Linked DNA regions of Homo sapiens: region 2 is linked to region 1. Evidence: chromatin loops called from intact Hi-C (ENCODE). Cell type or tissue: Caco-2. All regions are shown on one strand. Each heading gives the region's core, and the rest is flanking DNA. Links, peaks and the distances in the headings are about the cores only.

Evidence for each region. A loop is a pair of places that touch in the nucleus more often than their neighbours do. Peaks named below come from ENCODE experiments on the same cell type or tissue, not always from the same donor. Only the 100,000 strongest peaks of a DNase experiment are listed, where the experiment ranks them.
Region 2: a loop joins it to region 1, with 6 times the contacts of the local background. A loop is called at or near these places in 2 of 110 quality-filtered maps.

Annotation. Positions count from the first base shown.
Region 1 is chr2:149,121,361-149,128,830 of GRCh38, reverse strand. All of the region lies in intron 1 of LYPD6B (LY6/PLAUR domain containing 6B), which reads right to left. Among named protein-coding and RNA genes, the nearest start is that of LYPD6B, 86 kb to the right of the region's middle. In Caco-2, for the core only: no CTCF peak of the experiment used is centred there; a DNase peak (open chromatin) is centred at 3,580; H3K4me3 peaks cover 176 bases.
Region 2 is chr2:149,069,877-149,074,695 of GRCh38, reverse strand. All of the region lies in intron 1 of LYPD6B (LY6/PLAUR domain containing 6B), which reads right to left. Among named protein-coding and RNA genes, the nearest start is that of LYPD6B, 34 kb to the right of the region's middle. In Caco-2, for the core only: no CTCF peak of the experiment used is centred there; a DNase peak (open chromatin) is centred at 3,605; H3K4me3 peaks cover 192 bases.

The DNA of each region.
Region 1 (7,470 bases), core at 2,037-4,536:
ATATGTTCTTTACTGGTATTCCTTATGCATCTGAGCAATGAACAGATGCATAACATTCTACAATGCATCCTGTTGCTATTTTGTTGATACAAAGGCTCTGTAATTTCCCTAAGAAATTTTGACTTGTTTTGTAAGGTTATTTTTTGAGAGATAAAATTTAGGAAATGTTCACATTCAAAGACCCTCTTACCACCATTCATTAGGAAATGCTTAGTGCCTTACACATTTCTTTCAATAGTCTCTATCCAGGTGAGACAAAAACACTAAAGACTGTCTTGATTAACACCAAATAAAACCCAGTTCTATCTCCAACTTCCATCCTTGTGAGACTCTCTCATCTAATTACAGTAACTGCTCAACAGTAATGTGGAACAAATGCAGTGCCAATGATTAGAACTAGAACAAGGAAGCAGTTTTCAGAAAGTATCCCTAAAGTCCATGATTTGGATCTATAATTTGAACCAAATAACCTGCTCTACTAATTAAAGACTGACCTGTCAGGAGATTTAAAATGCTATTTGATGGAACATCCCTAAATGCCATTTCCAGGTCTCTGTCAAACCATCTAGAAAATGCAATTCAATTCCAGTAAAGTTTGTTACATGACAGATGTGACTAGGTACAAAAAGAAATATTAGACTCAAGCTTGATTTTCAAGAAGCAAATGATGGCAACATCATTTCCAAGAAGAAAAAACAAAAAGATTTTAGAAGCAATAGGTTATGTTTTTTCTTTTAAGAAATCATGTAAATGATATATGTTAGCTGAAAACATCTTTTAAACGAGTTGAATAACCAAATATGGGGTCTAATTTGTTTCTTTTTTAAAAAAAAAAATCATCATTTACCTATGCAGTACTATATTTTGAAGACACATCTCTGGCCAATGACCTCAAGGTGATCAGTCCAACAAAAAAGATTAATAGGTAGAATGTGAAATTGTGCTGGGTATTAGGGCACCATTATACCCCATAAACCAAGAGTAGAGTAGTTCCAGGTCTCATTTGACACTTAGGCCCAAGTTAGCTGTAACTGAAAGGAGACAAGGAACTGGGGGTATTCTATAAGAGATCCATTTTTCTGCTCCTAGCACATATTCTGCAAGGTCTTCCTGCTACAGTATAACAGGATCCTGGGGAAATACAACAATCTTATAATGCATTTATGACCACCAAAAAATTAAAGAAAATGTCCCAAGAAAGTACATAGATACACACATGCATACATATATACAAGGAAGAGGGGAGGAAAGGAAGGAAATATAAAATCAAAATAGTAAGTGGAAAGCACACACAGAAGTCAGGGTAGCCCTGGGAGCAGGTGCTGCTAAGTCCTCTGGAACCAGAGACTGAGCGCTGGGACCCTCCCATGGTGGGGCAGCTGAACCCGAGACTTGGGCAATAAGTCAAGATCCTTAAAGGTTACTAATGCAGTCCCAGATCAGTCCTGATCCCAAGTTCCAGGACACAAGAAATTTCAATCTTCTCTGGAGGAAAGTTCTCAGTTTGAGCCCTCGATACTGTTAAATTTTATCAAATATAAGCTCACACAAATAATTTCTCAAAACATAAGAAAACAAAACAATGTAAATGAGAGTGAGCATAAATGATAAACAACAGAATTACACCCTCAATTACCAAATATCCAGTATTCTCAGACATAGAATATTACTATATATAAAATATTTCATATAATAAAATATGAAATATTAAAATGAACAAACAAAAAGAGACTTTAAGAAAATGACCAGAAAGATTTGCAAACTAGCCATAGAGAATTACAAAACAACAACAGTATAAAATCATTAAAACTGAAAACTCAATGGACGGATTAAACCACAGATTTATATAGCTGAATAGAGAATTACTGACCTGACAAAGCTTATGAAAAAAAAAAAAATGACCAGAAGGCAGTACAGAGAGAAAGATAAAGATATGGAAATTATTAAAAGGGTATTAAGAGGCATGAAGCACAGAAGAAAAAGGTTGAACACAAGTCTAATGGACGTCCTAGAAGGAGAGAATAGAGAATGGAGGAGAGGTAATTTTGTGACACAATGGCCAGGGTTTCTCTAGAACTGGTGATAGACACCAATCCAAAGATGCAGAGACACCCTATATCCCAGGCAGAAGAAATCAAAAGCATGGTTGACCCTTGAACGACACAGGTTTGAACTGTGTGGATACACTTATACATGGATTTTCTTCTGCCTCTCCCACCCTTGAGATGCAAGACCCACCCCTCCTCTTTCTTTTCCTCCTCAGCTGACTCAATGTAAAGATGACAAGGATGAGGACCTTTATCCGTACTTTTCACTTTATCAATGGTAAATATATTTTCTCTTCCTTATGATTTTTGTAATAGCATTTTCTTTTCTCTGGCTCACCTTATTGTAAGAATACAACATATAATACATATAACATACAAAATAAGTATGCATTGACTGTTTATTGGTAAGGCTTCTGGCCAACAGTAGGCTATTAAGTAGTTAAGTTTTGGGGGAGTTAGAAATCATACATGGATTTTCAACCATGCAGAGGGGTCAGCACCCCTAAGCCCACCATTGTCCGAGAGTCAACTATATTCCACATCTAGAGACACTGAAATGATACTACAGAATACCAAAAGCAACCACAATATTATGAAGGCAGCCAGAAAAGAGGTCAGCAATTAGACTGACAGCTAATTTCTCAGCAGCCACACTGAAGTCAGAAGATAGTAGTTATCTTCTTTTCATTTTCACTTGCATTTGTTTAATTATGAAGAGTTTAAGCATCTCTTCTCAAGTTCAAGGGTCAGTTGTACTTATTTACTTATAAACTGACAGTAGTTATCTTCAAAGTGGTAGGAGAAAATAAGTCTTAACTAGAACACCCAATGAGGAAATTTTTTAAGAATGAGAAAGAAATATATTTTCTTATACACAAAAACAGAGGAGTTTACTATCAACAAAACTTCAAAAGAATATCTAAAGACCTTACTTTAGGAAGGAGGAGATAAGGAATGTCAAGGATTAGAAAAGTTGGTATATAGGTAGGTAATCTTAAATGAGTATTTTTAAAACGTCTCTGTAAAACAAAAAATATTTACACTGTGATGGTAAAAGGAGTCAGAACTAAAATATCAGGCAACAATAGCATATAATTCAAGAGAGAGTGATTGGAGTTAAGGTACTCGAAGATGCCTGAGTTCTTTGGAAATGGGGTTAGGATACCAACTTTATTCACAGTGGGAGAAAGTGGTATCATAGACCTAATCCACCAAGACCTCAAGCCAGGACTTCCTCACCACTTTCCCTCCTAACCTAATCCACTCCAGCCAAGCCTGTCCTCCACATTTGTGATGGGGGAGAGGTTGACTTGTTTCCTGACAGAATTAAATTCTCCAGAGAATTCCATGGCCCCTGGAGGCAGGGTGGCTTCCCTGGGTGGAAGAGGGGCTTAGAGCAAAGAAAAACCCTCCAGGAAGAGGAAAGAGTGTTTTGGCAGCTTAAACTTTCAGCTGTGTCTAGAGAGTAATCTACTTATCCTAACTTGCAGGCCAGGTGTGGCTTTGTTTGTGAAGGGCTTTGTCGGGGCCAGGCGTTGTTTGACTTTGGCAAACAGGGTTGGAGATTAGTGATTTGTGACGTTACAGCACTGACTGGGAGGTAAGATGTGTTTGAGTTCCTGGGTTTTACCAATCCAGAGGTTTGGGATGGCGGAAATGAGGCAACATGAAAAGTTTCTGTTTGACTGGGAGAACCCAATTTCCTCCTGGAATTTTTCTGCTAGATGCAGTCTGACCACATCGATCCACACCAACTTGCTTCTTAGAAAATAATAAATCACAGAAAGATCATCCTTCAAAGGCTTCTTTGTAACCTGGTTGCTGAGCCTGGGTCTACCTGAATGTTGGGCTGTAGGAAAATGACCTACAGAAGCTTCTTGTGGCCATTTCTTCATCACATTCCCTGATAACTTGGACAGTGGGGTTGGTACAGGGAGCGGGAGGTGGGAAAAGAGTTGGGGATGAGCAACACTGCAATTGGAACCTAACTTGTAGAATTCGGGCTCCTTTTTACGTAATCCTAAAGCAAGCAAGTAGAAAGGTCTGTTGGCCGGGGAAAAAAAATGCATAACACATTTAAGTGCCAGTTCCAAATTATTTATGAACTATCTAATATTTTCATGGGCTCTATTTCTGATGAACTCCATTAGAGGGATTAGTGAGCAGTGGCAATAACGGCTAATAGTTGCCCGGCTAATGCAACTTCAGGACTGTTAGAAGTGATGCTACTCTCGTGGGTTGCTGAGGACAACCCTAGTTGAGAATGCTGAGCTACTCCAGCATGCACACCTGTTCGTTGTATCGTGTGATGCCCACTTAACATCACGGGTTTCAGAACCCCTGCCAAAAAAACAGACCACGCACTTATCACTAAACACACCTTTACGTGGGTTTTCCACATGCACATAATTGCCCTGAGCATTGATAACAATTATCTGCTATATGCAAAGAGGAGATAATGTTCTCTGCCCAGTGGAACAACCGTCATTGATAATTACAAGGTAGTTGGTCTCGGCCCCAGAAAGGACTATATATTGGCATCCCCCAAGAAGTGTTGTATTTATAAGCCATATTCTTGGAGGGGTTAGTGCAGTGAGGAATTAAAAGGACAAGACATTCTTTAATATTTTCAACAAAGGGAATTAGTACTTCAGAAAATGAGTGAGTAAATATCTATGAGAGTTCAGTATGCTGTTTGGTTACAGTAAAAATAGGAAGAATGGCCCTTGGATTCCACAGGAGTGGGTCCTTAACTAGAAAAGCATACAGCAAAGGAGCCCGGGGGGCCTTCCTGGATAACATCAGGTGAGTATTACATTTCCTAAATATGTGCTGCTAAATCATCCAAAACTTCACGAATTCTTGCGGTGAAGAACTGTGGTCTTTTACAGCATTTTTAAATTATTATTTATGTATGTATTTAGAGACGAAGTCTCTCTCTGTCGGCCAGGCTGGAGTGCAGTGGCGCAATCTCAGCTCACTGCAACCTCTGCCTCCTGGGTTCAAGCGATTCTCCTGCCTCAGCCTCCCGAGTGAGTAGCTGGGGGTGCGTGCCACCATGCCCGGTTAATTTTTGTATTTTTAGTAGGGACAGGGTTTCACCATGTTGGCCAGGATGGTCTCGATCTCTTGACCTCGTGATCTGCCTGCCTCGGCCTCCCAAAGTGCTGGGATCACAGGCGTGTACAGCATTTTTAAATTGTTCTTTTCTTCCTCCCTCCCTTCTCTTTTCTTTCCTTTTCTCATGAAGAGGACACAAAGGCCAAAATTATCAGTTCAGTGCCCTTTCCTCCGCGTAGTAATTGTCCAACTTTAGTTACGTACAGATCTTTTTTTAAAGATCTTCCCTTGAATTCCCATAATGTTAACTCTAATTATCATTATTAGGGTGTTACTTAGAAAACAATCAACATAAAACCAGGCCCAAAATCCTTAGACATACTACCCTTCATCTACCAACACCACAGAACATGCATAAATAAATACAACCAAAACCATAAAGCCAATAGCATTCAAGTTAAGTTAAAAGGATTAATTTAACATGCTGAATGATGTTCTGCTGAAACCACACTGCTGCCCAAATGAGGAGCTGTATGGTACTGATCACTGTGGCATGGATTCTCTGGAGCTCAGCAAGCATTTACTCCTGTTCCATGTGATGACTGAATCCTCCTGCCACCTTCCCTTCTGGAACTACTGTGAAACCTTTCTTCATCAGCCTTCTGTGTGGGCATTTGCTCTTTGAATGTAAACAGTGCTCTGGGATCAAACTAAATCTACCGTGATTTTTTCTTAAGAACACTCCACATTGAAAGTGGTCCTGCTTGACACTAATTTGAACACAAACCTAATGTAGATGCAGACACGGAAACCATGTCACAGTACTCAGTTATAAGGTAGTCATCCAAATGATCCAGAATATGCCTATCTTAAATTTTTATTGCCATCCAAATAAAAGCAACATGTGAAAATCTGTATAGAGGACTCACAAATCCCCAAAGTCCATAAATGTTCAGAGGCCCTCAGCCCCCAAAGTGAGAAACCGCCCTGTGGAATGCTGTCTGGTGACCATGTGGTTACACAGACAAGCTGCCCTGAGTATGTACTGAAATGAGAAACATGCTCTCACTCACAGGTGGGAATTGAACAATGAGAACACTTGGACACAGGGTGGGGGACATCACACACCAGGGCCTGTCATGGGGTGGGGGGAGGGGGGAGGGATAGCATTAGGAGGAATAACTAATGTAAATGACGAGTTAATGGGTGCAGCACACCAACATGGAACATGTATACATATGTACCAAACCTGCACATTGTGCACATGTACCCTAGAACTTAAAGTATAATAAAAAAAAAGAAAAAGAAAAAATAATAATTTTTAAAAAAAAGAAAAAAAGAAATGAGAAACATGCCTCCATCAAAACCTGGAGGGGTGGGGTTAGGAGCTGGAGCAGAACTGAAACAGCTATTATAAAGAATAAAATCAGAGCTAACACAAGATGACTAGAAAGATGGCCACAGAGCAAGCACAGCACCCACAGACTTGTGACACGATCTCGGCAGTGCTGAGTGCTCTTTCGGGAGCTCCCAGCTCTCCCACTGTGACCCAGTTTTCATGGTAAAATGGATGCAATATTTAAGGCCTTTCTGGACTGCAGTCCAGAGGGGTGTGAAATATGAACCATGCTTGAGATTCCACTAAATGGGTCCCTAGTGCTGCTACTGAAACAAACTTCCACAATTATGGTGATAGTTTGTTTTGGTCTGTTTCTTTCTCGTTTGGGGTTTTTCCATTTGCCCCTTCACCTCCACCAGCACTGGATCCATTATTGGCCTTGCTCTGTGCTCCAGGAGGGTGACTCCTGAAGGCAGCACCACCCAGGGTCCTGTGCCAGGTGACTTTTGGTTGGGTTCTGTCAGTGGGAGGCACTAGCATGAGACTGGAGGGAGAGAGGAACAGGAGGTTGAGGTGTTCCCTCCAATCCTTGGGTGCTTCACTGCAGCATCTCTGGTGAAAGCTGTGTCCTTCCACAGCCCTGGCCCCGGCAGGTCCTGCTTCTCTGTGGCTGCAGCTCTAAGTGCTCATGGAACATTACTTCCTTCTACCACCCCTTCAGCCCAGGACTGGCTATGAGCCCTCATGAAACACTATGTTCCTCTCTCATCCCTTCAGCCCAGAGCTGGACATGACTTTCCACTGTTGGAGTCCCTTGTTTGCTCTTTAACCCTGCACACACTTCTGTGACTATAGCCCTTCATGACATCCTCTTCATTTGAACCAATGGGGTGAATTCTGTGTTCTGCTGGGACTGCAACAATCATCAGATTTGGTCAGTCAAATCAGCTCTATGTGAACTCCTAAATGCAGATTAGAGTTTTGAAAATTAATCACATAAAAAAGTAGAAAAAGCACTCACCA
Region 2 (4,819 bases), core at 2,320-4,819, 54 kb after region 1:
ATTTTTCTTCAAAGAGGGAACCTCCCTTCATTTAGCTACCTTCTAGAATCACAGCAATATTATAGTTTTATTATAATAACATTTTTTCACCCCAATTACTCTTCTCTGAGGCTGGAAGGGCCCATCAGCACACCTTGATTCACAGTTGATTGCCAAAAGCCTTTGTGCGTGCCCTTAGAAGTCAGGTTCGTGTTGCTGGAAGCAGGGAGAAAACCTCAGAGAACTTCCTATCACCTATCATCCTATCACTAACTCAACCTCTGCTCTGTAGGTTGGAGAATCAGGCTGATATGTGCTATAATTATTCCTATTAATGGCATTAAAGTTGATGTTTTAGATCTATCTAGAAGTAACTGCAACTAAAATCAAAAACAAAAGGAGAGAATAAGTGAGAGAGCACATGTGCGTGTGTGTGTGTGTGTGTGTGCATGCATGCGTGTATGCATGTGTGTGCACGTGTGCCATCACAAAAGTGGCCCTGTGGTCGACCCTTTGAGTAAACATTCACTTGAGCCTCTGACCTGAACCCACATTGACCCACCCCAGCTGGACATTCACAGGGCTCCACAGCAGACACCTTCTTTACGTAACTTGGCCATGTCTTGGCTATAAGATCCTCTGAAAGCACTCGTTGCATTTGCAACTTCTGGATTAATATTGATCCTTAGATGCTTGTATGGGCTCTGATTTTCTATTGAGTCTCCATAAGCCAATGGAGCACGGTCTGTTGAGGCTTCCTTCCCCAGACCCATCACTTCTGTCCTCCTTCTCCTTTCGTACAGCCGTCACCCTGGTCTGGGTCTCCACGCCCTCACCCGAGGTTGCTGTCCTCTCCCTCTCTCATTGAGCTTCTGCTTGTAACTCAGAGGATCAGCAACATGGGCTAAAGGGAAAGGATCAGAGACAGGCAAATCCAGGCTGGAGAGAATCTGAGTGCATCACCCTGCCTGCAGAGTTTTGGCGATGGTCCAGCAGGTACCTATAGAAGTGCAGGCACCCATGCCCACTTGGGTCCCCAAGTCTGTCATCCAAGGAGACACAGCAGTGGTAGGAGGATAAGCAAAAGCACCGAGTGGAAGAAAAGGGGGCCTCAGCAGCACAACGGATCTTCCTAATGCTCTACTCAGCACAGAGCCCCAAACAGCTGCAGGACACAGACCAGAACCAACATTGCTTCCCAGCATCACGGCAGTGGGCTTGGACAGGAAGACAGCAAGAACAAGGCAGATCCCAGGACCCAGCTGGCATATCAGTAACAGCAGGAAATCAAAGAAGAAACTCAGAAACACGGACCAAGAAAACACCATGAGGGTGGAAACAAGGGTGTCATTCAGGGCACATGCCTTCTCTCACTCAGGGCTTCAGCTGGTTTTCTACCTGCCAGCTAATGGGTGTGAAGCTGTCAGGGTGCCTCTGCCCACATCAGCAATGGGTCAGAGACCAAGAGATATACTGGGCTGGGCCTGCTAGTGAAAAGCAAGAGAAGCTACAACTGCACAGGGTTGCAGAAAGCAGTGACAGCTGCCAGCCTGCCATTCTACTCAAAAAACTCTAAACAGCTCTGCCTACCTCACCATTATCATCATCATTAAACCCAGCAGTGACTGGGCATGCATTACCCATGAAGACATCACCTCTTACCATTCCCCCTGCTCACTATTCTCCAGCCATTCTGGCCTCCTTGGTGTTCCTTTAATAAATGAGGTTAAGTTCCCATCCCAGGGCCTTTGCACTTGCTGTTCCCTCTGCCTAGAAATCTCTCCCCATAAGTACCTTCAAAGCATTTTCTCTCTCCTCCTTCCATCTTCACTCAAATGTCTCAGGCTTTCCTGACCACCCTATTTAAAATTGCAAATCCAGGCCAGGCATGGTGCCTCAAACCTGTAATCCTAGCCCTTTGGGAGACCAAGCTGGGCAGATCACTTGAGGTCAGGAGTTCGAGACCAGCCTGGCCAACATGGTGAAACCCCATCTCTACTAAAAACACAAAAATTAGCCAGGCATGGTGGCACTCACCTGTAATCCCAGCTACCGGGGAGGCTGAGGCACAAGAATCGCTTAAACCTTGGAGGCAGAGGCTGCAGTGAGCTGAAATCATGCCACTGCACTCCAGCCTGGGCAACAGAGTGAAACTGTGTCTCAAAAAAATAAAATAAAATGAAATAAAATAAAATAAAATAAAATAAAATAAAATAAAATAAAATAAAATAAAAATAACCACCCTAGCATTCTCCCTTTCCTGTGTTATCCTTCATAGCATTTATTACATTGACATCCTGTATGTTTACTTACGTGTTTGTTTATTATCCTCTTCACCAGAGGCACATGTGCTGAAAGTCAAGAAACTAAACTAAAATAAAATAACCACCCTAGCATTCTCCCATTCCTGTGTTATCCTTCATAGCATTTATTACATTGACATCCTGTATGTTTACTTATGTGTTTGTTTATTATCCTCTTCACCAGAGGCACATGTGCTGAAAGTCAAGAAATGGTAAAACATAGGGAGACTGAGGAGGGCAGATCACTTGAGATCAGGAGTTCAAGACCAGCCCGGCCAACATGGCAAAACTCTGTCTCTACCAAAAATACAAAAATTAGCCAGGTGTAGTGGTGTGTGCCTGTAATCCCAACTACTCAGGAGGCTGAGGCAGGAGACTCATGTGAACCTGGGAGGCAGAGGTTGTAGTGAAATGAGATTGCGCCACTGTAGTCCAGCTTGGGTGACAAAGCAAGACTCTGTCTCAAAAAAAAAGGGGGGTAAAACAACTTTCAAGAGAGAAAAGGAATGTTACCAGCAAAACAACCAATGCCATTATGCCCTTTTTCTTCTTCCCATTGCAAGCCATTTGCCTCCCAATCTTTAAAATCTGGACTGAGAGACCTTGTCCTTGAAGTTTTCCTTCGTGGCTCTTTGATTCCCTGGTCTTCTCTTTCTCCAAATGACATTGTTTATTCTGTACAAAACTTCACACTAACCAAAAGCGCCTGCCTCGTTGGACTACTAGGGGATTTAAATGAGTTAATTCATGCTTAGAAAAGTACTAGGACAGTGCTCAGTCCTTGTTAAGTGTCTAGGAAATCACAGCCATTGTTATTATTTAGTGTATGCATCTTCTATTATATCTACTGATTCGAGTCCTATTTCTATAGCTAGAGTATAAGCAAACTGAAGGCAAAGATCTTATCCTAGATTTTGAGATTTCCCAGAGTACTTAATCCAGGTTTTTAATAATTATTTGACAACCGATTGATACAAAGTATTTCAACTTTCAAAGATTTGTTTGAAAGCCCTTGGAACCTCTATTTAAACAGTGATTCCCATCCTTTACCTCTCCCAGGACTGACCTGGTATGCAAATACAGCAAATCCCTGAAAACGGCATTTGTAACAGGAGCTTTGCTATAGCATGAACAGCAAAGCCAAAATACTATACAAAAGATCAAACAAATATTGACTAAAAGAATTTTCCCCAAGGCAACTGTTATAGTCTTATCTTGAATAGAATGTTTGCACAGTTAATTAAGTATTGCTATGGACTCAGCAAAATCCCAGGCAGACCCTGCCAAGCCGCGTTTTACATTCCCACTGCTTTATCGCTATTTACAAAGCCACGCAGGAGTCCCTCTCCTCCTAGCCCCTCACCTATCAGTCCTACTAATGCCGGGTGTGGAACTAAATGATAAGTAAATCATACACCTTTTATCGGTAGACAAAAGATAATGGAATCTCAGTGCCAAGGATTCCATTTACCTATCCCACGGCGAATATGCTCTGTCATTTCCCTTCCAGAAATCAATCAGGCTGCATCTGTTACTACCTGTTGACTTCTTGGAAATGTATGAAATAGTAGAATCATGTAGAGAGAGAGGTGTTTACTGGTTTCACAGAACATGCCTCTATACACCAGATACTAATGAGAGTTTACTTCCTATGATTACCAACCAAGAAGCCTGCCAGAACACCTCAAAATTGACCTCAAAAATCACAGGCTGTTCTATACAGTGAATAAGCTGATTGCTAGCTTACAATGGGTTGTCTAATTATGGAGAAGGTCAGTTATGATGACTAGAAGCCAACAAGAGTCATTCACAACCTTTCTTCCTTCCCTCCTTCCATTCAGCCATTATTTATTGAGCACTTATGATGATCCAGGCACTCTTCCAGGCACTGGGAATACCATCGAAAATACAATTACCATAGTCTTAGGAAGGTTATATGAGGGGGGAAGGAGATCAATAAAATAAAGAGGTTAAAATTTTATAGTGTGTTAGATATTAATAAGCGCTAAAGAGAAGAAAAATTAAGAAGCAGAATATGAAATCCCAAAGCCCCAGCAGAAGGAATAAACTTGTAGATGGGTAACCAAAAACATCCTCAGGGAGAAGCCACTATTTGAAGAAAGTGAGAAAGCCAGCCTTCTAGGTTAGCGGGGAAGAGTCTTGCAGGGGGAGAAAATTGAAATGCCAACGTCCTGTGGCAGAGCATGGCTGGCGTGTTAGGGAACATTAAGGAGGCCAGTGTGGTGAAGCCTGGTGCTCACTGGGAGACATGGAAGGAATACGCCCCAAGAGAAGCAGGGAGCAAGAACCTATAGTGCCTTGCTTCCAAAACATATGCATTTTTATTCATCACAGAAAAGCCACCTGTTTACCAAATTTTCATTTACTCACAACTCTCCAGCCATTATTTTTCTAAGAATTTATGTATTTCAAGAAAATGATTCACATACACACACACGTACACACACACACACCACCCATCTCTGCAATTAAAAAAAAAAAAAAAGTTGTACAGCTAGCCAACATATTTGTCTGGG